2 separate regions of the Homo sapiens genome follow, and region 2 is linked to region 1. A link is a loop called in an ENCODE intact Hi-C map of the cell type or tissue named here. Cell type or tissue: GM12878. All regions are shown on one strand. Links, peaks and the distances in the headings refer to the core of each region. The heading gives the core; the rest is flanking DNA. Region 1 holds the start of LOC107984326 (a long non-coding RNA gene). Region 2 overlaps LOC107984326 (a long non-coding RNA gene).

The links. Hi-C counts contacts between places; a loop is a spot of excess contacts. Peaks named below come from ENCODE experiments on the same cell type or tissue, not always from the same donor. Only the 100,000 strongest peaks of a DNase experiment are listed, where the experiment ranks them.
Region 2: a loop joins it to region 1, with 5 times the contacts of the local background. A loop is called at or near these places in 4 of 110 quality-filtered maps.

Annotation. Positions count from the first base shown.
Region 1 is chr11:36,696,496-36,709,489 of GRCh38, forward strand. It overlaps LOC107984326 (a long non-coding RNA gene), which reads left to right and starts at 6,430. Exons shown (of 4, transcript XR_001748187.1): 1 at 6,430-6,793. LOC105376631 (a long non-coding RNA gene) reads right to left here. Exons shown (of 3, transcript XR_931199.3): 3 at 12,554-12,613. It also overlaps the pseudogene LOC100422241. In GM12878, for the core only: a CTCF peak has its summit at 6,313 (motif pointing right); a DNase peak (open chromatin) is centred at 6,426.
Region 2 is chr11:36,812,865-36,825,858 of GRCh38, forward strand. The region is part of intron 3 of LOC107984326 (a long non-coding RNA gene); the gene reads left to right. Among named protein-coding and RNA genes, the nearest start is that of RAG2, 220 kb to the left of the region's middle. In GM12878, for the core only: a CTCF peak has its summit at 5,744 (motif pointing left); no DNase peak of the experiment used is centred there.

The DNA.
Region 1 (12,994 bases), core at 2,075-10,074:
AGAAGACAGCCCTAAGAAACTGAGTCCTATGGCTAATGAGACTAACAGCATTTGTGATGCACACAGCCTTGCTCTGGAAGTCTGTCTAAAGCAAAGCCAGTGGAATTTGATGTCTTAGCCCTAATTGTTCCTGTGGGGGACCATTCCTGACCTGTTGAGGGCCATGAGCTCATCTCTGCTCATTGTGATGCCCCGACAAGGACAAGTCTGCAGGACACCCAGGAGGACCCGATGCTGTGGTTAAAGCCTCGTAAAGGGAGAGCCTGGAATAGAAAAGCAAGTAGGAGGGGCTCCCAGTGAAAAGTCTGGAGATGGGGAAAATCACGGTTGGGTTTGAAGGGATCATAATCCAGATGACTGGGGAGGCTCAGGAACAGAAGGAGCTCGATAGAGCTGAGGCCGGCAATACCTGGAGGGCCTTTTGAAAGAAAAATATCAACTTGGTACAGACTTGCACTCCATGGACAAATCCGTCTCTGATCTTTTCAAGAAATTTGAGAAACAGAAGGTGACTAAAGGCCGTGGAGAGCTTGAAGAATCACTGAGGCTGTGTGTTGAGGATTACAGAGCGAGAATCAGAAAGGCAGGCTGGAGATGCTGTTGGAAACCAGACTATGCCGCCCCCAGATACACTTCTTTGGCATATTTTGAGCCGGTTATTCAGAAAAACTGCAGACACAGAAATAGCACTGAAAAGCTATCATCTTATAGAGGAAATTTGCATCTATCCACATTGGTAAAGCAAACAGGGGATGCTGGCAGAGGTTTTCTCTGAGGTCCCCTATTCTAGGTCTAGGAAAGATGATCTCACAGGCAAAGGAGACTGAAGGTCAGTCACTTTTGAAGGTCTGGCAGAGGAACTTAATCACAAGCTCCCATCTCTTCTTTCTGAGGGCTGCTCCCTGAGATAATTCAGCATAATAAGACAGGTTGTGCTTATCCATGGCTTCCTCCCCTTATCCCCCCAGAATCTGTCACCACCTTCCCCCAGGAGCCCTAGCCTCTAGTTTTTTGTACAGTTATAAAAATTTCAGTCGTCAGTCCTTCTTCGGGTCTTCTATTTCATGTGGCTTCCATGTGCATGCACACATAATAAATTTGCATACCTTTTCTCCTGTTAATCTACTATCATTTTGTTTTATAGCCTCGAATGATCCAACCTTCAAGGAGAAAGAGAATTATCTTTGTCTCTATGCTATTAAGTACTGAAGGTTTGTACAAGAGAGAAATACGATTTAGCATGTGAGTTAATCGTGCAGGTCTAGAGGGAAGGCCCACATGGAGGCCATGGCTTTTCAGGCCAGTCTGATGGAGCAGATGTAGATCCATTCACTGAGGAAGGCCGTGGAGCAGGAGACTAAAGAAAACAATGAGAATCTGTGATCTGATTTCAGAGGCGGAAAAACGTGTCAGTGACAGGTGACTTTCTCTCTTTCCTCCTGTCTGTCCATCTGTCTGCCTGACCCTGTCCACAAGCAGTTCTCCTGGACTCTCTTCTTGTGTTTTCCTTTTGGCAGAAATCTGAGTGATTCTCAAATGAGATACCTACAGAAAACTAAGTATAGGAAATTTTGACTTCTGGATGTTACACTTCGTGCTCTATTTGGCTTATTAAATGTTGATGCTAATCTTTTTTTAAAAGCAAAGAAAAACACACAATCCAGAATAACATTGGAAACATTTAGTTCTGCATCCTCTAAGTCTCTATGTAAGTGGACTCTTTCTTTTTTTAAATTATTTTTTAATTTTTTTATTTTACTTTAAGTTCTGGGATACATGTGTAGAACATGCAGGTTTGTTACATGTGTATACATGTGCCATGGTGGTTTGCTGCACCCATCAACCCACCTAGGTTTTAAGCATCGCATGCATTAGGTATTTGTCCTAATGCTCTCCCTCCCCTTGCCCCCCACCCCCCGACAGGCCCCGGTGTGTGATGTTCCCCTCCGTGTGTCCATGTGTTCTCATTGTTCAACTCCCACTTATGAGTGAGAACATGCGGTGTTTGGTTTTCTGCTCCTGTTTTAGTTTGCTGAGAATGATGGCTTCCAGCTTCATCCATGCCCCTGCAAAGGACATGAACTCATTCTTTTTTATGGCTACAAAGACTTGGAACCAACCCAATGCCCATCAGTGATAGACTGGATAAAGAAAATGTGGCACACATACAAAATGGACTTTCTTTTCTTTTCTTTTTTTTTTTTTTTGAGATGGAGTCTCGCTCTTTCACCCAGTCCGGACTGCAGTGGTGCTATCTGGGTTCACTGCAAGCTGCACCTCCTGGGTTCATGCCATTCTCCTGCCTCAGCCTCCCGAGTAGCTGGGACTACAGGCACCTGCCACCGCGCCCAGCTAATTTTTTTGTATTTTTAGTAGAGACGAGGTTTCACCGTGTTAGCCAGGATGGTCTCGATCTCCTGACCTCGTGATCTGCCCACTTCGGCCTCAAAATAGACTTTCTTAAATTACATCTACCACTCTCTTAAAGGGTCTTAATGAAACCAGTGCAGACATGTTTGATTTGATATAAGATTTTTTGGTAGCATGTACTTCACATATAGAAGCCTGCACAGAACAAGACATTTTGCATAATAATATTTAATTAGTGGATGTTTGCTTCGAAAAGCCTTATGTGACCCGTGAAGCAATCAAAATAATTATGGGCACAAATTGCATATGCAAAATTGAGACCCTGTAGGTGTCCTCATCCACTCTGCTTATACCTCAGGGAATTGTTGGATCCTGGAAAAAGGGCTGTCTGCAGCCATGGGCGTGCAGTGGTGGCTTGCTTTCTCTTTGCTTCAGTGCTTTCCCTTTAAGCAGCAGGGAGATTAAAAAATAAAAATAAAGAACTTCACAATAGCAGAGGAGGAAGAGGAATGAGAAGTCTGCAGAGTGCCTTTTGAACTACCAGCTCTAGCATTTATTGCCTTCGCCGCTCATTTGTGCAAGTCTGATCTTGCCCTTTATTATCCAAGAGTAGAGTCCTTCTTCCTGTTAGATTGAGGTTCCTCGAAGCCACAAACCATGTCGTATCCTCTGTGCTGCCTGTAGTACTCTAATGGTGAAGATGTAGTGGATACTCAGTAAGGATCTGGAGAATTGAACTGACGAGCCGTGATAGAGTACAATAGGATGGTATTTTTGAGATTTCTTTTTCTTTTGCACTTACCTACACATAATCTCTGTAGTTTACTGGAGCATCCTCCTACCTCTTAGAATGGTTACAAGAGGGATACAAAAAGTTAGTATTCCAATTTTGATATTTAAAGTAGTATTTTTTGGTTCTGCAGTAAAACAAAATTTTAGATGCTTTAAACTCCTTTTACTCCTTCCCCTGGCTTTTTGTTTGTTTGTTTTTACCAGATCAAGAAGTAGGCCGCAGGTGATTAAAGCGTTAAGATTTTCCAAGTGTAGAGGCTACTCCCCTTGCCTGACAGCAGGCAGGGCACAGGATTTAATGCCCCAAAGGAGAACAATTGTCAGAAGAAGCAAAAACTCAAGTCTACCTATTCTTACATGGCATTGTCAAAAGAGGGGGCGCAGGGAATGAGGAAGGGGTGAACACACAGGTTTTGATTTTTTTTTTCCTGGGCCTGAACCCAGAAGATGGGAAGTGCATGCATGTGTGTGTGTGTACCACCAGCGTGCTTGTTATTCTAGGAGTGGATTTGTTTCACAGGTTGCCCCTGTAGCATTCTGTGGGCAGCTTCATTAAAGGACGCTTGTCAGCATAGCCTGGTTAGGCTGAGGAGAACCTGGGTTTGGCTTTCCTGAATCTCTCTTAACTTTCAAATGACTGAATGTTCCTCATGCCCTAGGGCTAGCTGCTGAATTCTGTAGACCCTGACTGGGGAATATGGCAGGAAGGGGTTGCTTTCATGGACAAAGGAGCCACATTGCTGAGGACAGCAGGGCAGGGCTTCCTGGCCAGGCCTTGGGTGTGTCCACCCTGCAAGCAAGAGCTGAGTCTGGCATCCTGAGGTATAACAGCCATAGACTTTACAGAGAGGCCCCAGCAGAATGCCCAGGGCACAAGGTCATGCCTCAGTAGTCTCCAGGGGCCAGCCCAGCCTAGGCCCTCTGCAGCAGATACCAACCTACCTCTCTAGGACTCCAGCCGGCTCCCTCCCTTCTGCCTCCTCAAGGTTGCATGAGCCACATCCTTTCTCCCATATCCAAGATGCATCGTAGGAGGAGCAAGGGAAGGGAGCTCAGTCTCTAAAACCCTGAGCATTTACCCAGGTCATTCAAGCAGAGATGTGATGATGCCCAGGAAGTCTAAATTACTAGGTCAGACAAATATCTATTTCTGTTGCCATCAACTGGGTGAAAGCCTGTGAAGAAGACCAGATCAATTACAGAAGAATAAAAAGGCTATTTATTTTTGTACTTCGGAGTGCAGTATAAGTGAATATTGATCCTGCTACAGTGTGTGGGTTTTTTCATGTTTCTTAAAATTCTTTTAGAAATGAACATTTCCTAGCCTTCTCTGTAAACTCCAAAGTTAGACTCCAGTTTATAAAGGCATCAGCAGGAAGCAGTGCCTCCCAAGGTGGAGGAAATATGGAAAAAAAGATCTTTCCTGGCCGATTCAGAAGAGCTGAGAGTGAGCATGAGAGAATTAGCATGAGTTTGACCAGAGCTGCTAGCAAGCAGATTCAAGCAAACAGATATACATATTCTTTTAAATCTCCTACTGTGCCTTCAAATGGTCATCCCAAATGTTTCATTTTACATTAAGTGCCAGCTTGCCTCTAGGGATGAGGATAAAAGACATTTTGAATTTAACTTCTTAATTAGGAAACACCAAAGCTGTCATTCATACTAGGAGAAAGAAGGAGACTTCATCTCCCACTGCAGATAATGAGACTTTCCAGATATTAATTGTATGTGTGTTTAGCTTTGAAATGTAGTATTTAAAGTTTCGAGAATTAGAAATAGCATAGATATAGAGGACCTGGCCAGGCCCTGTCATGCAGTAGGGTCATTAATAAATGGGGATAACCCTTAAAAAATAGAGTAATCAGATTTTTTGGGGGGGGGATAATAAATTCACTCTTCAGTCTTTAAGTACCACACACCAGCTCTAAGGTGAAGTTGTGAAGAAGTTACTAAGTGACTTATCAGAAGCATCCTGGTTGAAATGAGAGGGAAAGTTGCTACCATTTATTCTGTGCCAGGAACTTGAACATCTTTTCATGCAATACCACATTTAATCCTCTTGCTATTCTCATAAAGTAGAGAAATATGTATTGATTCTGGTTATAAGAAAACTGAGGCTCCAAGAGTTAAACTGACCTGTCCACATTACCAGCTGATGAGTGTGAGGGTTGGAATACAAACCTAGATCTGAGACCCATGCTCTTTGTGTAATACCACCCTGCTGCCTCATGGGAAAGGTGAGAAGATCTCACAAAGGGATTCCACAATTGTACTTTGTACTTCTCCTCCTTGGTAAAAACTGATATCCATGATAGATTTTTAAAAATGAAATATGTCCTCCCTCTTAGATGGCCAGCAACATGTTTGCTGGGGCCAGGTCTGTTTTATTACTTATCCAAAACACATGGCCCAATGCTTGGTACATTGTACGTGGTCAAGTTTTTCACTGACTGATTATAAGTGAGCATATGCTATTGGAATCTAGAAAGTAAACTAATGCAAATTTGGGGGAGATTGTTTTTTGCAGATACATAAGTTTACTGATATGTCTTTGATTCATTTCGAAAATTCTTTCCCTAAAGGTATCGATGGATTGTCAGACTCCTTGATATTTACACTAATCATAACTCCTACATGATTAATAAACAAGTAAAAAATGTTGAAGATCAGGCAGGTGAACTGCTGGAGTGATCACTGTTAGAGTTTCTGAGTTTCTGTTCTTTTCCAGGATAAGATTTGGTTCCTAATGGTTGGGCGTGGGCTCTGAAACTTGGAGAATCAGAAAGGGAATAGAACCTGTGATTTAGATTGCTGAGCCACACTTAAATGGCTGTCAGCTGAGATTCAGGAATGGCAGAGGCTGATTCAGCTGGAGTCATACAGCAGCTACTATTAATAACAAGACGAGCAGAGTGGGGAGAGAACTCAATGAATCGAACAAGAGGGGACAATGGGAGCTCAGGAGGGTAAACCCGATTACCCAGTTACTACTGTGTCTTGTGTCCATCTGGAAATAGGCCTTGTCTCTTCCCTACCAGCTGAATTCTCAGCTGAAAATGCAAAGGTCAAACACTTAGAGAAGCCTGTTTTAATGGGGGTGGATATTATTTCTGCCTCAGCCATTTTCAGCTGGAAACCACAAGATGGCAATGTTGCATCATTCCTTGCAAGACCTTTACCCATGGCTGTCCTGACTCCAGGTGAATTCAATCGCTAAGCAATAAATTGGGAGATGCAGGATCTTGTTGGTTTAACCAGCTAACATTATACTTGTATTTGGTACTACTGATTGTGTTTTCCTTGATAAAATGTAGCATACTCCAGGAAAAGTAATACATTTTCACCCCTTGTTAGAACACTCATGTAATTCAAGCAAATAACACAAACACAGTCTGAATTTCAGTCTTCTAGACCCGGTTTTCCCCAACATCAGACTAATTAGTTTTATTCCATCTAGCCAACACCTGCTTGAGAAGAACATTTAGTGTCATAAAACAAACCACCCACCAAGAAATAAGGAAACTGAGAAAAGCCCACACACCAACGTCATGTTGCCAAGCTCAGCTCTAAAACAAAGCCTTACAACACACCCTGGTGGATTCTCTTGGAGGAAACTCCATTTTCTAATGTAAGTTTCTGCATGAAAAAACTCTGTTCAGAGTCGTGAAATGCTCTTATGCAAATGATATTGTTGGAATCTTTTTCGTTTCTTTAGAAGTCAATTTCTGAGGACATGTTCAGGTTTAATTCTTTCAGCAGACCCTTGAGTCCTCTGTTTTTTAATTGTGTTTGAGAAAGAGACTAAAATGAAATTTTGGTGGTGTGATCAAACACCAAGGGATTTGGTGCCTTCCCGAGTATTACGGGCATAGATCAAATACTGAGTACCTTTCGATGGTTATTAAGGTGAGGTTACAAGTGTTATAATTGTTTGCCCTAGAAAAGGTTCAGGTGTGAATGAGTTGCTTTCATGGAGGAGATTAAGGGAAAGGATGCTGCTAGATCAGTGGTTCTCAAATTTTAGCAGGCATCAGGATCACTTGGATGACATATCAAACTACAGATTACTGGACTTCACCTCTAGAGTTTCTGATTCTATAGGTCTAGGGTAGGGCCCGGGGATTTGTGTTTCTGACAAGTTCACAGGTAATGGGGATGCAGCTGGTCTAGAAGTCATGCTTTTAGAACCCTGATGCTGGACCTGTTTTCTCTAAAGGACAGGTAACTGGGTGATTTTCATTTAGGTGCTTTGCAGAGAATGTTGAGAAATACTGACTCAATAGAATGAATGCTTGCTTTAGGATCTAGAGATGTGAATTCAAATATAGGCCCTATAACTTAGTTGCTAGATATGTGAGGCCAATGACTTAACTTCCCATAATCTCCATCTGTTGTCTAGAAAATAGGATTGTACTCAGATATCAGGATTTGAGTCCTGGCTTTGCTAATTACTATATGACTTTGTTCAAATTACTTAGCCACTCTGAGTCTGATTCCTTATGGGTAAGAATAGTACTTCTGAGTTGTTTTAGAAGTGAAATATTTGATATAAGGGCACCACACAAAGGATTTGTTGCTTCTTTCCTTTTCTTTGCTAGATTGATATATGCATGCATCTGAAATCACTTCATAAAATACAGAACACCATAGAAATGTTGGTTAATGTTTCACAGAGAAATTGCTTTACGAAAAAACCTTCCTAGATCCTTTAGATTGTCTGTTTTCCTTAACCAGCTTAGCCTGTTTGCATAAATTGGCTATTTTTAGCCAATTGTGAGTTTCTTCTTATAATTGTTTGAAATCACTGGACAAACCTGAAGTTTGCCTAATATATTCCAGGCTGCAGGAGGAAGCACTGATAACGCCTGGAATTTTTTCCAGATTGGGTTGGTCAATTTTGCTTTCCCACTTTTAAAGACAAAAATAAAGAGCCAAGAGTTGAATGGCAAAATGCAGTTTGGCTTAGAGAATGGGGGTCAGCTGTGTGATGAGATCCTTCTGGATCCCTTTTCATGTCCCAGGGGAAGCTGGTACCCAAGCAGAATTGACCAGCTGGCTTTCACATTATGGGAAGTGTCTACTTGATGTCAGTATGATTTGTTATATAGTGAAAAAGTGATTGGTCATATAACTTGGTTTGGAGATGTTAAAGGCCTAATTCTCTTTCTGCCATTGAAAGGTATTTGATATTTCACCTAAACCCATTGTTCTTGGGAAGGCATTAAACCCGAGTTGTGCAACCTTGGGTTAGTCATTTCGCTTTACTGAGCCTCAGTTTCCCTATTACAACATGAGGGATTTGCATAAGATCAGACTTCTTATATAGCAGTCTGTAGATGGGATCCATGGACCGTTCAAAATGCCAAATCTTTTGATTGTGCAGTTTTATGTCGAGTGGATCTATAGCTTTCATCAGATTCTGAAAGGGGTCTGTTGCACTAAAAATATTTAACCTCAGGTGTTATTAAAGATCGTAGTCAAGTCTAAGCTTGCATCTCTGCCAGTGATGCTAAATAATTTCAACTGAGTTTTCACTGACCAGGTAAAATAGATCCTGTAGCTCATTTGGTATCTTATAGATACTGCTTTTTAAGTAATACCATTAAAGGAAATCAAATTTTAAACAGTGGTGAAAAGTTTGGGGAAAGATCAATGTCCAAGGAAAGGATAAAGCCATAGAACAGCTTACACGTATCACACAGCAGCAGTTTTGTGAATGTACCACTGTTCATGTGGTACAGATATTGGGCCTTATCAGCATACTCACAATTGATCAGGTTTAAGGTGATGGATACTCACTAAAGCAGTCCACATGAGACTGATGAATAAACTGGAATGCCAATGTGATTATTTACAGTGAGGGATGACTTCTCTCTGTGCCTGGATGGCTCCTTTTGCAGGACTTGAGCTACATTATTAATCAGTAGATTGTTAAGGATTTAGAGCAAAAGGATGCAAATAGTTTTGAAAAATGTTCCTTTTGGGTCAGGGTGAGGTCCCCAAATCACTGATTATGTTTCAGTAAAGAATCCAGTAGGCTTTCTGTTTCCTCCTGTTCAGTGTTGACTTATCTGTCAGTGGGGCTCCTTGTTTCCAAGTTCTTTGGGGATATGATTCACTTGGTCCCCAGACACCACCTAAAAAAGCCATGTTTTTTTTTTTTTTTTTTTCAGAGAAAATATTCTTAACCATTATTTTGTGCAAGCCAAGTTAAGTTGATGAGATACAAGACATAGTTTTCTAGTCACAACACCCATTAGATTGTTAATCCATGTTGAAAGCAACTTGAGTGGCTAACTTCATATAACACAATGATCATACCGTCATTATTCTTAACTTTCTTTTAACAATATTGGTGAAACTGAGGCTTTTGTTCAAATATATTTTTATCAGTTGTTCTCACTCTAAAAGCCAACTCTCTTTTCTAGTTCCTGGGGTCTCTTCTATTTTCCATGAAAGGAGATTGATTTCTTGTTCCTCTACTAACTTATCAGACAAACAAATCTCTTACCAGTTTGGGGATGATAATGTTTACCCTGTGTATCTCATGTAGGCTTAATGATATCATCAGGATGTTCCTGCAGAATCTTGCTCACCTGAGCAGGCATTTTCTAAATTAAATCAGTAGTGTTATAGAGTTCTAAACGTTCAGAGAAAGAGAGAGAGAGAGAGAAAGAAACAGAGAACATACAATGTAGGTGTGCCTCTTGGCAAGCAAGCCTGATTTATAATTGCATGCATTTATACAAAAGAGTCAAGACATTTTTACTATTCAAGAGGATCTCCTCACCAATTCTCACTTGGCAAACCTATGTTATGATTTGATTTATAAAAATTATTTACCCCTAACTTGTCAGAAATATGCACACTGTATAAAGTGAAACGCTGAGTTGGAATTCATGCTGCTTCATTCTTGGGATGCTAGTGATGCAGAGGAAGAAAATTTCAGTAACTCAATCCTGCAAAATAGGATGCTAGATAAAGACTCCTTGACCTCTTAGATCCATGCAATTTTCCGCAATTTTATCAAAGTCAAGCAGGAAGTACAGATATAAAACAGGTGAGGTTTCCTTTCTCAGACCCTCATTCCTCTTTTGCCCCTTTTATTTCTACCCTTGACAGTGCACGTGCCTCAACCACTCAGGTTATTGCCTCCAGTAGTCTTTCAATTCCCTGTAAACATCAGGGCCCTGGAAAAATGGCTAAATTTGCCAAATGTAAGGCATACGCGTTAACCATGGTTTAATATATGATCCATCCTATATGTTATTTGCATTTTAACAGAAAAAAAGATCAAAGGAGTACATTTCTGGTTCTAGAATTTCAGACCATGGTAAAATGGTAGGTCAAATTTTGAGGGAGAGGTATTGGGGGTGGATGGAAGGATATGCTATTTCTGTCCTATTAAATCAGATGTTATCTCACATTAAGGGGCCTGAAATCTCTGCATTTGATTCTAACTATGCAATTGATATAAATAACAAAATGGTTACTGCCACTACTTCGAGATTAAAGCATGCATTAACCTGTGGGGTTATTTTATAGTAATTAAGTGACAAAATCTCTCTGACTTTGGTGTGTATATTGAAGGCTTTTGTAGTTGATTAGCAGAGGAGTGATGCTGAGGAGCTTAATCAACCACTCAAGTTGTTAGTTTCAACTTTATTCCATCACCATGTTTGCTTTGCTGTATTAGAGGAAGGCAGGAAGGAAAACTTCATCCATTGACATGTTGCACATGTGCTCTCAGTCTCGCTGAAGGTTGAAGAAGATTGCTCTTACATTTCTCAGTCCCAAGCTACGCCAAGCTATGCTGCACGCTGACCTTATGGTAAGGCCAAGGATCAGCTGGGGAGTGAGTGATACTGATGAGGAGGTCAAGGTCAGGATTTCCATTTGGGTACAGCCAGTTGGTTTTGTCCCTGCACAGAGTCTGTTTAATGCCTTCAGCCATGCTGGAATCATTGATCCCAGGGTAAAAAGGATGATGGAATGGCAATGTATCCATGTAAACCCTCCCAATGTTGGAAAACATATACAAAGGTATAATCTATTGATGGGATAGTAGTGGTATCACCTTTGTATATAAAGAATAGCACCTTCTCCCTCCCTCCCTCCCTCCCTCACTCATCAGATATTTATTATAGCTCATACTCTATTCTGGATACCGGGTTTCATGCTGAAGAAATGCTAAGATTCATAAGAAATGTTCCCTGACCTCAAGGATATTACAGTAAAGTGAGAAATAGACTGGCAAATATTTAGAGTACTTTGTCATGTATATTGTGTTAAGTGAATAGAGAAGGTGTAATTGATCATTTCAGAAGGGAATCATAGAAGGTTTCTGAAGGAATTGTCTTTTGAGTTGGGTCTTGAAAAATGGGTAGAAGTTAACCAGGTTAACTGGTTAAGGGGTGGATGATGGAGATGTTTCACTTACAAGAAATGACTCACTGCACAGAAACCCTGGACCAGTATACCAATGGCCTGTGGTTTTCCGTGGCTAGAGTGCAGGCTGATGGGTAAGTGGAGTGGTAGGAGATGAGACTGTAAAGGAGGTAGAGGCCAAAGGGGGCTCCTGGGACATGTGAGAATTTAAAAAATATACCTGTTGGGCAATAGGGATCCTTCGAATATTTTTTCTGGAAGAGAGTGTGGTTTGTGATCTAATTAAATTTTTAGAGCCGGCCGTGGTGGCTCACGCCTGTAATCCCAGCACTTTGAGAGGCTGAGGCGGGTAGATCACAGGGTCAGGAATTGGAGACCAGCCTGGCCAACATGGTGAAACCCCGTCTCTACTAAAAATACAAAAATTAGCTGGGCGTGGTAGCGGGCGCCTGTAATCCCAGCTACTCCGGAGGCTAAGGCAAGATAATCACTTAAGCCTGGGAGGTGGAGGTTGCAGTGAGCCAACATCACGCCACTGTGCTCCAGCCTGGGTGACAGAGCAAGACTCTGTCTTGGAAAAAAAAAATTTTTATTTTAGAAAGAGTTGGGTGAGTGGATTGGAGAAAGAATTTGTCATGTGACCAAAAAGGGAGGCTGATGTCAATGTCCAGGTGAGAGTAAGGGGACCCAAACTGAGATAATTGTAGTGAGTCTAGAAGGTAAAGGACAGCTTTAGGAGATACTTAGTATAATTGGCATGACCAATTGTATAGATGGCTGTAGACAGGGATGGGTGGGAGTTATGGCACAAAAAGTAGAAAAAACTTGTAAGACAGTGAACAGAAGATATTGAGGGTATTTTTCTCAGAGAGAAATGCATGTAAATAAAGGACTTGTATTAAGTGTTCTAGATTGTTTTCTCACCTCTGAACTCCTATGATATTTTGATAATTTGATTTGGAACCATGCCACTTACCATTGAACTATAATTTCTATTCTCCTGGATAGTGGGAATACAAAGATGAATAGACAGAATCCTTCATCTCCAGAAGCTCATAATCTATTGGGGGGGGGGATGGCAATGATAAGTAAATAAATAAGTGCAAATGAGTATGATGGGTTTTCACCCAGGTATGTGTGAAGGACAGGGATGGCAGTATGCATTTAGGACATTGCATTAAGGGTCTGGTGTAGAAGAGTGACATGATTAGATTTTGAGTTTTAGAAAGATTATGGAAGTGTCAAAGGTGGATTAAAGTGAGGCCAATCAAGAGCTGGAAGACCAATGAGGAGGCAGATGCTCAGTTGAAAAAGCAGCTACAAGCAACTTTGAGCTACAAGGCTGGCCCTGTGGCACTGTGGAAAGGAACTGTGCCTTCTGAGTTCTGGAGCTCTCGATAAGTTCTAGCATTGCCTCAGGGATCAATCTCATTATTTAACC
Region 2 (12,994 bases), core at 1,997-9,996, 120 kb after region 1:
CCAGTGCAGACTTCTCTCTTGAGCTTCAGCTGCTGGCCTCTAGTAGACGTACCAAGCTCAGTCTGTGCAAAATTACACTGCTATCTTCCCTTTCAAGCTTGCTTTTCTCAGCCTTCCTCATCTCAGTGGAAGGCAACTTTGTTTTTCCTGCTGTTCCATCAAAAGACATTGGAGTGATCTTGAACTCCACTCTTTTTCTCTCACCCATTATTTAATCTGTCAGAAAATCTAGTTATAATACCCTCAAAGTATACTAAGGATCGGGTTGTTTTTCAACATGCCTTCTACTACCTTCACTATGATCTTAGCCACCATCCTGTGTCACTGACTGATACAATGGAGTTTAACTGGTTTCCCTGTTTCCATTTTTTTTCGTGTGGTTGATTCTCATAGTCAGATTAACCTGTTTGACATAAGTCATATCATGCCATTTCTCCACACAAGACCTTAGAAGTGTTCTTTATTGTCCCCACAATGGCCTACAAGGCCCTACACGATATGGCCTCTTTTCCTTATTTAACTTATTTTCATCTTTTTCCTTTCACTCCACTTTAGCTACGTCAGCCTCCTTGCTGCTAGAAATGCACCTTAGGGTTTTGCGCTGGCTGTTCCTTCTGCATATAATGCCATCTCTGGATAACTGCATGGCTCACTTCTTTATCTCCTTCAGGTCTTAGCTTAAATGTCACCTCCTCAATAAGGCCCACTCTGACTACTATATTTTTATTTCCGTGTTGTTATTTTTTTCTATTTTTTATTTCAATAGTTTTTGGGGGAACAGGTGGTTTTTGGTTAAAGGGGTAAGTTCTTTAGTGGTGATTTCTGAGATTTTGGTGCACCCATCACCCGAGCAGTGTACACTGTTCCCAATGTGTAGTCTTTTATCCCTCACGCTCCTCCCACCCTCCCCAAGTCCCCAAAGTCCACTATATTATTCTTTTGCCTTTGCGTCCTCATAGCTTCGCTCCCACTTATAAGTGAGAATATACGATATTTGGTTTCCATTCCTGAATTACTTCATTTAGAATAATGGTCTCTAACTCCATCCAGGTTGTTGTAAATGAAATTATTTTATTCCTTTTTATGGCTGAGTAGTTTCTCATAGTATGTATATACCACATTTTCTTTATCCACTTGTTGGTTGATGGGCATTTAGGCTGTTCCATATTTTTGCAATTGCAAATTGCACTGCAAGTGTCTTTTTTCATATAAAGGCTTCTTTTCCTTTGGGTAGATACTTAGGAGTGGGATTGCTGTATCAAATGGTAGTTCTACTTTTAGTTCTGTAAGGAATCTCCATACTTTTTTTCATAGTGGTTGTACTAGTTTACATTCCCACTAGCAGTGTAAAAGTGTTCCCTTTTCACTACATCCATGCCAACATCTATTATTATTATTATTTAATTATGGCCATTCTTGCAGGAGTAAGGTGGTATCTCATTGTGGTTTTAATTTTAATATAAAATGATATATAATTTATTATTTATTCCTTCATTCCCCTTCCCTCCTTCCAAATGTAAGCTGCATGAGAGTAGGAATTTTTTTTTCCTTGCCGGTTTCATTCACAAGTATCCCAAGCTCTCCTAAAAGAGTACCTCGTGTATAGTGAATCATTAATAATTTTTTGTTGGATGAGTGATGGAAGTTAAGTTATTTGCCTAAGGTCAAAGGATGCAACCTCCCGTAGAGCTGACTTCAAAGACTGGGCTCTTTTCTGTATGTCAAATTACCTCTCGATGATCTATGTCTTTATAGTGTGTTTCGTGATCTCCTCACTCAATCTTTAAAAGTGATTTTGCTGTTAGGGAGTTTCACATCTGGTCCATATGGAACTCTTGGTTGCCTCTTCCCAAAGTTACTTAGAATTTTGGATGTCAGAAAGGAACTGACTAATTTTTTTTTCTCTTGTTGGAGTATCTACCCTGTGTAAGTAAACCAATAACACTCTAATCATGGCCCAAGCAGGCAGAACTGGAGAAGATGACCCCACTCTCATGAAGGTAGACCTGGACAAGACAATCCCAATCACTAGCTAAAGGAGAGGTCACTTCTATTTTAATTATTCTCAATTACGTTTTTATCCATGTTGACAAAGTTATTAGGTATAATTTGAGAAAATATCAAAATGGATGTGTGTTTCTGGGCACAGATGATTTCTTCTGTGAAGACTCTCCCATGTTAAGTGTGTCTGAGCTTTGTAGTATGATGACATTATGTGGGGTATATTCGTTTACAGTTTGTTTCCCCCACTAGACCAAAGCAAGTACTTGAAGGCCAGGACTACTTCTCATCTGCCGTTTAATTTAATTCTCACTTTATAACTCTGCAAGGTGTTTGCAAAATAACAGTCAATCCATGATATGTATGAGTGTTATGGAGATGGAAGAGGCAGCTCCCTTATGGGCTAGATAACAGGGAGAATTCAGACAGAAGTGGCACAGAGCTAATGGTCCAGAGTGTGAACTTTGGACTCAGGAGGGCCTAGTCCCAAGACTGCCTCAGATATTTACCAGCCTGATCTTCAGCCTCAGTTTATGCATCTGAATGCTGACTATATATATATATATATATATATATATATATATTTAAAGTGAGGACTAAATACAAAGTTTTACCATAAACCCTGAGTTATGTGCCTTATAAAATTAATTCATTATTCTTATATTTCTACAAGACAAATCTGATTGCCTCTCTCCCTTGCTAATAGCCCTCCTGTGGTGGGTTGGATTGTCCCCACCACCAAAAAAAGTTATCCAACTTCAAATGCCTGATACCTGTGAATGTGACATTATTTGAAAATAGGGTCCTTGCAGAGTAATTAAGGATCTTGAGATTAAATCATCCTGGATTTAGGGTGGTCTCTAAATCCAATGTCCAGTGTCCTTATAAGAAGACAGAGAAGGGAGATAAGGCTCAGAGACACAGATCACATGAAGGTGAACAGCAATTGGAATGATGCTGCCAGAGGTCAAGGAACACTGGGAGCCACCAGAAGCTGGAAAAAGCAAGGAAGGAATCTCCCCTGGAGACTTCAGAGGGAACATGGCCTTGCCAACTATTGGATTTTTGACTTCTGGCCTCCAGAACTGTGAGAGAATAAATTTCTATTGTTTTAAGCCATCAAGTTTGTGGTGATTTGTTATGGCAGACCTAGAAAACTAATACCTCTCCCCATAACCACCACAGAATCAATTCTAACTCCTTAACTCAGCATACAAAGCACTGTTTAGCTCATCTTATCCGTGCCTGTATCTCCAGCCTCTTCTTTTACCGCATTCATTTTTCTATTAACTCTTAATCTTTGTCTCCCCCTACACTGATCCTTCTGCTTGGAATGCCATTCCCACCCTTCATTGCATTGATAACTCTTGGTCCTTCTTAGAAACCCAACTCAAGTGTCATTTCCTCTAGATCCACCCTGTCTATATGGTAGCCACTAGTCACATGTGACTGTTGAGTACTTGAAATGTGGCTTGTACATGAAGGAGCTGATTTTAAAATTGCATTCACTTTTAGTTTAAATTTAAAAGCTGAAGCACTATTAATTTTTAAAAATCTTTTCATGTAGAAATGATACTATGTTAGATATTAATTTAAAAAATAATATTGAAATTAATTTCGTTTGTTTCTTTTTCTCTTTCTTAACAAGGCTAGTAGAATATTTATAATTCCATATGTGGCTGATACCTATAGGTTTGCATTGAGCTTATTGAGCCTATTCTCTGTTACTAAGCACCAGCACACATATACCTCATTATATGGAAATAGTACTTTATGTATCAGCCTCCTCCATTAGGAAAGTGTTTTTTTTTTTTTTTTTTTTTTTTTTGAGATGGAGTCTCACTCTGTTGCCCAGGCTGGAGTGCAGTGGTGCAATTTTGGCTCACGCTCACTGCACCCTCTGCCTCCTGGGTTCAAGCAATTCTCTGTGCCTCAGCCTTCCGAGTAGCTGGGATTACAGGCACCCACCACCACGTCTCGCTAATTTTTATATTTTTAGTAGAGACGGAGTTTCTCCATGTTGGCCAGGCTGGTCTCGAACTCCTGACCTCAGGTGATCTGCCGGCCTCGGCCTCCCAAAGTGCTGGGATTACAGGAGTGAGCCACCTCACCTGGCTAGGAAGTTTTAGATGGTGGGAATGTAACTCATTTTCTTTTTGTACCCCTGTGCCTAGCTCAGTACTTGGTATAGAGGAAGTGCTCAGTAAAGCTTGGCAGAAAATAGCTTTAGATGAGCTGCCCATTCTTGGAACCCCTGTAGCATGCCTTTAGTAAATCAGCCATCCCCTGAATCATAGTTGTTGGTTTGGTGGTCTGCCTGATGAGACTGGGCCACAGGAGTACAGAGGGCATGTCTTCTCTGCCTTTGCATCCTTGTTGTCTGGTGCGTAGAACTGCTGAATACCAATCTGGATGGTATGAGTTTCCATTGGGTGAGTATTGTGACAAAAATATCTTTCCTCTGACTTCAACCTACTCGCTACAGTTTAAGCAGTCTGTCTTTGAGGCTGGCCTCTGGCGATGAAGAGCAGCTCTTCAATCATGACCATCTCCCCACTGATTCCCTTGAGTTCCCTCTTTCCCTTCTCATCTTCTTGGTTGCTCCCTTGTGGATTCAGCAGCGGCACACAGTGCTCTGGGATGAGTCCTGCTAGTGCTGATGCACCCTATTGTCTGCCACTTGTGTAAAATCCCTATTTCCTGACTCATTTCCAGTCTCGGATTGATTAGGTGGCAAGAGTAGAGTCTGTGTGGCGATAAAGAAGCTTTTGTGGGTGAGTTGGTCCAAACCAGCCATCCAGCCTTTAGTTTCACATGCCTCCTGCTTGGATGTTATGACTTAAACATAAAGATTCTCTTGATCTATCAGCTCAACCAACACTTGAGAGTAAAGACTTTCATTCATTCAGTAAACATTTATGAATGAGGCAATGGGTTGTGAAAGCTGCTAGGCACTAGGGTTGAGATGGGAGGCACAGGGTGAATGAGTCATATTTGCTGACCTCAGTTCGTCTGAATTCTAGGGGAGGTGATAGGTCTGCAGTCAGTGCAATGGGTGCTGTGATAGAGGGAAACACAGAGGGTCAGAGAGGCCCACAGGCAGGGCAGCTCATCCATTCTCCACTAAGCATCAGAATCAGAGAGACCTGAGTTTGAAATCTGATTCTGTCCCTTACTAATGGTGTGATCTTTTAAAAAAAAATTTTGAACTTTAGTTTTCTTATCCGCAGTAACAGGAGATGTTATCTTTATCTGTAAGATTGTATTGAGGATTATGTGGAATGATTTGCACAGTATGTTTATAATCATGACCACTTCCAGTATTCAACAAATGGCTATTATTATTATTTCCTTATATTTGTCATGCCTGTGATGTCTGGCTTCTGAGACAATGGCCCTCTCTTTCCTTCTTGGCATATATTAACAACTATGGGTTTTGCAATCAAAAGAACAGTGTCCAAGACCCAATGATACCCAGGACACCAAACCCTTTTTGCAGCCACATTGGTTGACTTGCTTTTCCCAGTATGTTCGATAAAATCATACCAAGAACTGTATCTCACACATTCCTTTGCTTGGAATTCCCGTCCCTGTCTTCTCCATCTACTGTATTAAAATCTTATGTGGCCATGAGGCTGTCTCAGGAAGCCTGTCCCTCCCACCACTGTCCACAGCAGCTTGTCCCTTCCGGGAGTTTCTGCAGCAGTCCTGGTGCTTCAGGGGGTGCCCCCTTGTGGCAGCCTCCTTATCACAACTTCTCATTTTCCTCCAATCCTGTGAAGGAATTTTGCTTTATACATATTCTGTATTCTTACCACCATTTTCAATGAATAGATCATTAATAAACAGTTGTTCCTTAAGGGAGAATCTAACACACATTCTGCAATGTTTTACCCTGTGTCTGTTGGGAATAATTTTGGCTGCAAGTAAAAGAAAAAGTGACTTAACCCAAACGGTTAAAAAACTAAACCCCCCACCCCCTCAAAATGGTTAAAAAACCAAAGGGTTCTTGTTTAAACAAGAAGAAGCCTGGAGGGAGGCAGTGTTAGTGTTCATTTCTTAGCTCTGTGATGTTAAGGTGTTTCGTTGGGTTGGCATCTCTATAATTCTCCTGGCTTGTCATATTTCTCATGCTTACCAGATTTCTTCTGCAGCCCCAAAACCCTCTTCTTTATGCAATTATGTCCAGAGGATAAGGTAGGAAAATATAGAAAAGAGAGAGAGAGAAAGAGAAAGAGACAGAGGTCTTACTGAGGGTCATTTTCCTCTCTTTATCAGGGAGGGAAAAGCTATCTCAGAAATCTCCTTATGTCTATTGGCAGGCACTGAGCTCCATGGAACCCTTAACTGTAAGGAAGGTTGAAAATGCAAGTAAGTGCCTGCCTTTTAAAATTTCTACAGTAAGAGAAGGTCCAGGGTCAAGGGTGCTGGCAGTGGGTGTTAGGGGCTAAGCGAGAGTTCTTCCATGTGTCCTCAGTATAGAGTTGACATAAATTAGGATCATAGACATCATTACACATTGAGGGAGAGCTTATAGAAAGAAACACCAGGCAGTGGAAACTAGCAAGCTTCTGGGAGTAGAATATGGAGGCCAACTGCATCCGTTCAGAGGAAGGCTTAGACTTTTTTTTTTTTTTTTGAGACGGAGTCTCACTCTGTCGCCCAGGCTGGAGTGCAGTGGTGCGATCTCAGCTCACTGCAACCTCTGCCCTCCAGGTTCAAGCAATTCTCCTGCCTCAGCCTCCTGAGTAGCTGGGATTACAGGCGCCTGCCACCACGCCTGGCTAATTTTTGTAGTTTTAGTAGAGTCGCGGTTTCACCATCTTGGCCAGGCTGGTCTTGAACTCCTGACCTCGTGATCCACCTGTCTTGGCCTCCCAAAGTGCTGAGACTATAGGCATGAGCCACCGCATTTGGCCGACTTCGACATTTTAAGACTACGTGAGAATGGATGCCACTCGGATAACCCAAGTTAGGGAATGCACGGTTTGGGGAGAGGGAATGGTTCTGGGAGAATGATGAAGAGATAGGTTTGGTATGAGTTTTGGAGCTTGGATCAAAGCAAGATGTAGGAGCAAGAGTAGTTGCTGCTGGAGTAGAGGTGGGTTGGTGAAGCAGATTGGGGGATATTGGATGAAATGTTCCCTTGAGTATTACCTTTGGTTTGTTTTCATAAAAGCTAACCCAGAGACAAGGATTTGGGTGTAAATACTTTCTTTGGGAGATGTTTGGGAGCCTGTGGCAGAAGTGAAGAAAGGCAATAAGGAAGGGAAAAAGCTAATAAAGGATGAATTAATGAACATATCACCACCATGGGCAGTTGAAACTTTATCACACTGTGGATCCCTGAAAAATTATTGTAAAATATACTCCAGAATTGTCCTTCCAATGAGATGAAGAAATTGAAATATCTATGTACCATTTTCCATCTTTCATTGGTGGGGTCAATTCTGTCAGCATTACCTCCCTGAAACTTTTGACCTATATTACCATGTGGGGTTGAGCATGGCTCCACAACCAGAAGATGATATAGGGTGCCATTGGAAAGTATGCGAATTGTGTGCAATTGAAAGGGGCTGAGATGCCATTGGGAGGGCACCCACCATTTCTGATACTGGTAGCATCTCTTGGTGATCTAAAAGGGAATAAGAAAGGAGGTACAACAGCTCATCTACTGCAGGCACAGAGAAGATAGTTCAGCACCCACCATGAGGATGGAAGGCAGTATAACCAGCTACTATCTTTTCAGTGACACTCTGAATAAATGGTTCTCTATGCAGACACCTATAGGCACATCTTGAATAGCTATGTGTACTTGGAATGAAATAAGAGCTGCAAAATTCTCCTTGAAGTTTAAGTATCTATAAGTTTCCCTTAGGAACAATGCTAGATACTTTTACAGTCCCCTCTTAGTAAAATCAGTCAGCCTAGAGTCCTGCTCAAGACATGATTTCCAAGACCAGGGGTGGGTGAGAACACATAGTTGGGCCAGCCACCTGTGGTATGAGCTGGTGTGAAAAAACAAGAGGGGAGATCAGATAACTCTCCTGAGAATTTAAGTTTGAAACTTGGAAAATCTGTTAGTTTAAGTCAGTTTCTGCCATCATTGAAGCTGAAGTGGAAAAAGAGTCCTAATAATCCATATATATTTATCTTCCAATAAATAAACACCCTCCATTTTTAAGTTAACTTGAGAGGGTCTCTGATGCTTGTTAACTAAAAGAACCTAAAAGGAAACATGAATGTGGATTCATTTCCATTTAGATAGTTGATCATGGGGATATATTGATTTCTTTACCTTGAGATATTCCCTTTCTCTCTCTCTCACACACACACAGACACAGACACACACACACACACACACACACACACACAGACACACAGACACCCCCCCCCCCACCGGAGAGATAAAATGAATCAATTGAGTTGGGTTAAGAGTATTGTAAAGAAATTCTTTTTTTTCTATCTTTCATTTTGTACTTAAAGACATTCAAGATTCAAATATTTATTGGCTGTCTCCTTGAACATTTTGAACCTGCTCTATCTACCCACCTGCCCTCTGTTTTTAGCCTTCACAGGTCTTAAGACTTTGTCTTTTGTGCAAGTTCTTCTGGATTGATATTTCTTGGTTTTCTAGGACAGTCTTGATTTCAACTATTCTGTCCCGTTGTCTCCATATACTATCAATGTCCCAGAACTGCCAATATTTTGGCATTTAAACTATATCTCTCAGACAGCCTAATTTCCAGAAGTGGAAAAAAGTTCTTTGTTAGATTTTGTGTCCTGATATTTGGTCTGGAAGATAAGGTCATCATTGCCTTATTCTACTATTCTTTCAGGTCTTAAAATTTGTGAGTTGTCACTTGCTTCTCCTTGAGGAGGTATAACTTATGCAGCCTTCATCATTGAAGCCTTGCATTATATGAAATGAGACATGTATCAGACTTTATTATTTTCATGCTTCCTTGGAAAACCTATTACTGGGGATCAGCACATCCTGTGGAATATTCAGTGGAGGAGAAGATAAAATGTGGACATCAGTCCTCTGGAGCTGAGTGAGCTCCCTGCCCCACACCAGTGAGGATTGGATGGGAGGATGAAGCTGAGTTAAGAGTGCTATACCATTCTAAAGACATGCAAATCTAATTCTTCTTCTCTCAAAAACATTTTGTATTTGCTTTCTATGGCCCTTAGAGATAGAGCAATTATTCTTACTAACTGAATGGTCAGAAAAAAAGATGTATTTCAGTATGACTGCTATGCCCCTATGGTACTCATTGCCCTTGTTGAGCTATCTTGTCCTAATTGACTTTATCCATGACTAGACTCTGAGGTTCATGAGGGTGACGGATTGTGGTCTTCCTGCATGCTTAGCTTGGTCCTGATTTGTAGTGGGTGATAAATATAAATGTAAAATACATGCAGGAGTGTGTTCTCAGAGGCAGCACTCTCAGGAGTGCGCTGGATTAGTGTAATTGTTATTGAATTTTATGTCATAGATTCTTAAATTTTTTTCGTCTCTGCTATTTCTGAAGAGTTGCAGACATATGATGCTTGATTAATTTAAGCAAAATTAATGATCAGGACCATCTTGTTGTCATAATTATTCTCTTTTTAAATGTTTACGCTGATAATGAGGATGAAAGTTTATTTACTTATGGGTTGAAGTTGGCAGTTGAAAAAACAGGAAGTAAATTAGTTTATTAATTTATTAATTAGACTTCTATAGTCATTTTAAACAATTGCTCATTTGGCTCTTTTCTTATTAATTAGTTTCCTGATTGTTTGTTAAATAATAATGTATATGTAAGTTCAACATTTCTTTCATTTTACCCTTGTTTCTAAAATCCAGTCTTAAAAATGGGAATGGTAATAACTCAACTTTTGCTTAGATAGCTAATAGAATATTGAAATAATAAATGAGAAACTAATCATCCAAGGAGATTCAGCATAGTGAAGATGATGATAATAACTGCAAAAATGATAGCTATTTTATTGAGAGATAAATATGTCAAATATTATCATAAACTGTTTGCACGTAAAACTAATATAGCTCTTGCACAACTGATGTTACAGATGAGGAGAAGGCACAGAGTGATTAACTTGCCCAAGGTCCTACACAGAGGTAGTAGACTGAGGAGTAGAGATTGAGATGCTACAATTGTGAATCATAAGGAGAATCACTTGGGTTTCAGTTCTAAGAAAGGGAACCAGTGGTTTGGAGATGGAGAAATTTTATTTAAAAAGTTTCACTTCTTATAAGATGCAAGATCCTATAAGTTGTCTGAACTTCAAGATGGCAATCTACTTGGCTATGGATTTTTCAAGACTTGTCTTTGAAATTAGATTGATAGTGAGAGGCTTCGTGCCTAAAAGGGACAGGTACATTTGTTCACGAGGTTGAAACTCCTGATTAGTGCAACCTTAGTATTTATGTGAGTCACACCTCCAGCAGTGAGTCCACATTGTTATCTATCTTAGCTTTTCCAAATTATGCTTGTGAACATTACTTACAAGGTATACGAGTGGGTGTTAGGTTCAAAATAAGGTTCCTTTGATCAAAGAAATTTGGAAGATTGTATCTAACAAAATGAAATTAGTTTCATGACACAGTATTCAGGGTTCTAAACTACATTGTGAGTGTCCAACGGGGACATAAAGTAGGTAGCATTTCTCAAACTTATTGATGGCCTTTCTCAATTTTTTTTTTTCTAGAGAAGCTTATGACACTCAATGGCTCACAGAGCAAACACGTTTTTGGAAATGCTCTTATTTCTACATTGTGGAAATGAGCATTTGTACCTATTTATATAAAGAAATACCATCTAGACACGTGTTATGTATAAGGAGGAAGAGAACTCAAAGAGTGTGTAAGGTAGTGTGCTCCAGTGGAAAGAGATAGAAGCTTATAAATTTCACCGTTTTCTTCTAGTTCTCCTTAATTTGCTGTGCAGTGCTGGATAGAAACATGACCATTGTGTATCTCTGTTTCCCTATTTAAAAATTAATGATGAAACAGGATGATAATGATGGGGAGAATGGGGAACAGGGGCGGGAAGAAAAGAAGAAAAGGTACTTGATGATTAGAAAAGGAAACATAGTATCAAGTAGTTAGGCAAAAGCAATACATTCAGATCTGTTGCACAGCATGGTAACTATAGTTAATGACAATGTATTGTATGTATGCTAAGAGTAGATTTTAAAGGTTTTTACCACAAAATAACGATGAGAAGTAATGGACATTTTAATTAGCTTGATTTTGCCATTCCACAGTGTATGCATATATCAAAACATCATGTTGTACATTGTAAATTTATACAATTTTTGTCAATAAAGATAAAAAAATTGACAGAACAAAAGTAGCTAATTGTCATCATATGTCCAGTATGTTCATTCACTTGTCATTCATTCATTCCTTCAACAGCTATTTTTTTTCTGTTTACTGTGTGCTAAGAATAGGAGGATGAATAAAACACATTTTCTGCCCTTTTCGACCTCTTAATCTGAGGGTGAGGGGAAATAAACAATAAAGAAGGCAACAAATAAACAAAAATGACACAACTAGCTGTGAAATTGAAAAGAAATAAACTTGAGTGAAGTGATGGGGCATAATAGAATTAATTTCAGCTTCATAAGATATAAGGACATGTTCTCTAAAGACCCAGAGGGGAGCAGGCCTCCCAATGGCCTCTTTGACAGGGGAGGATGATTGATTTCTCCCACCCCCACATAAACCTTCATGGGGCTTCCCTTGATAGCTTTAAAATAATCTATCATTTCATTGGTGAGTCATAAATGTAAGTGAAAAACTATGTTTATATTTGTGATAACTTCCTGCCCAGATGTGCCTTGAAATGTTTCCAATTCTAGCAAATGTCCTGATGTTCCATTATGATTTTCGTGTAGGTGGAGCAGAGGAGAGACCCAGTGCTGGATGCCAAAAAATTTGTGTCTCAGCTCTGCCACAAGTGGACTGAGCCATCTGGGCAATTCACTTGAACTTTCTCAGCTTTATTATTTTCCCTTTTGAAAAACGAGGGCATAGCATGCATTGTCCCCAGTGTTTTCTAGCTCTTAAATATCCATTCCAGGTTCCTTAGGCCCTTGGTCTTGTTCCACTCTTGTCTTCATCATTTCAGTTCTGATGTTGATGCTGCATCCTACTCTCTTCAACTGTCACTTGTGATTTAGCTCATTCTAGCAAGTTTATGAGCTTAAAGGAACCAGCAGGTCTCAGACTTCTATATCACACAAATAGAAATGTTAAGAAGTCATCCCCCATGCTAGCCATTTGACGCTTGTGAAAGGCTAATTTAATACAGGAAAGTTTAGGTAACTTCAGATGGAGGTGCCCATTTACTCACTGCCATGGGTCAGTGAGCTCAAGTTAATATCTACACTAATTGAATACATGAATCAGAGAAAATGATAATTTGTCACGAGTATGTGTGTGCTTAAAAAATGGGAATAATGAAAAACTAACAGAAGACAAATTGAGCTGTAAGAATTTTGTAAATGGAAATTTCTGCCCGAAAAAAAAGAGTACAAAATATATCGAGGAGCCTTGGAGACTCCTAGCCGAGCTTCTCATTTTTTCCTGGCTGGGCCGTTTTTCTTTTTAGGTATCGTTCGGTATCATAAATAAAATTGTCTCTGCTGGAAAGGCTCTGAAGACCTAGGGAGAAAGGGGAAACTGCTGGCTATGCCTAATCAGAATAAACGGATGGGGCTTACTCCTAGGAATTCTTCATTTTTAGACACTGGCGTGTGTGTGTGTGTGTGCGCGCGTGCGTGCACGTGTGCATGTGTGTGTGTGTTTGTGTGTGGTGTATGCACTCAAGTGCATGTTGCATTACCTGGCTGTACACTCCTGGCATGGCACCTGAAGACTCCAGCTCAGTTTTCTGGCAGGTTATTGTCATTCTTTGTCATTAATAGGAAAAATGTAGTGGACCTGGAGATGTTCTGCCAAGATTCCTCCTTTGATGAAGGA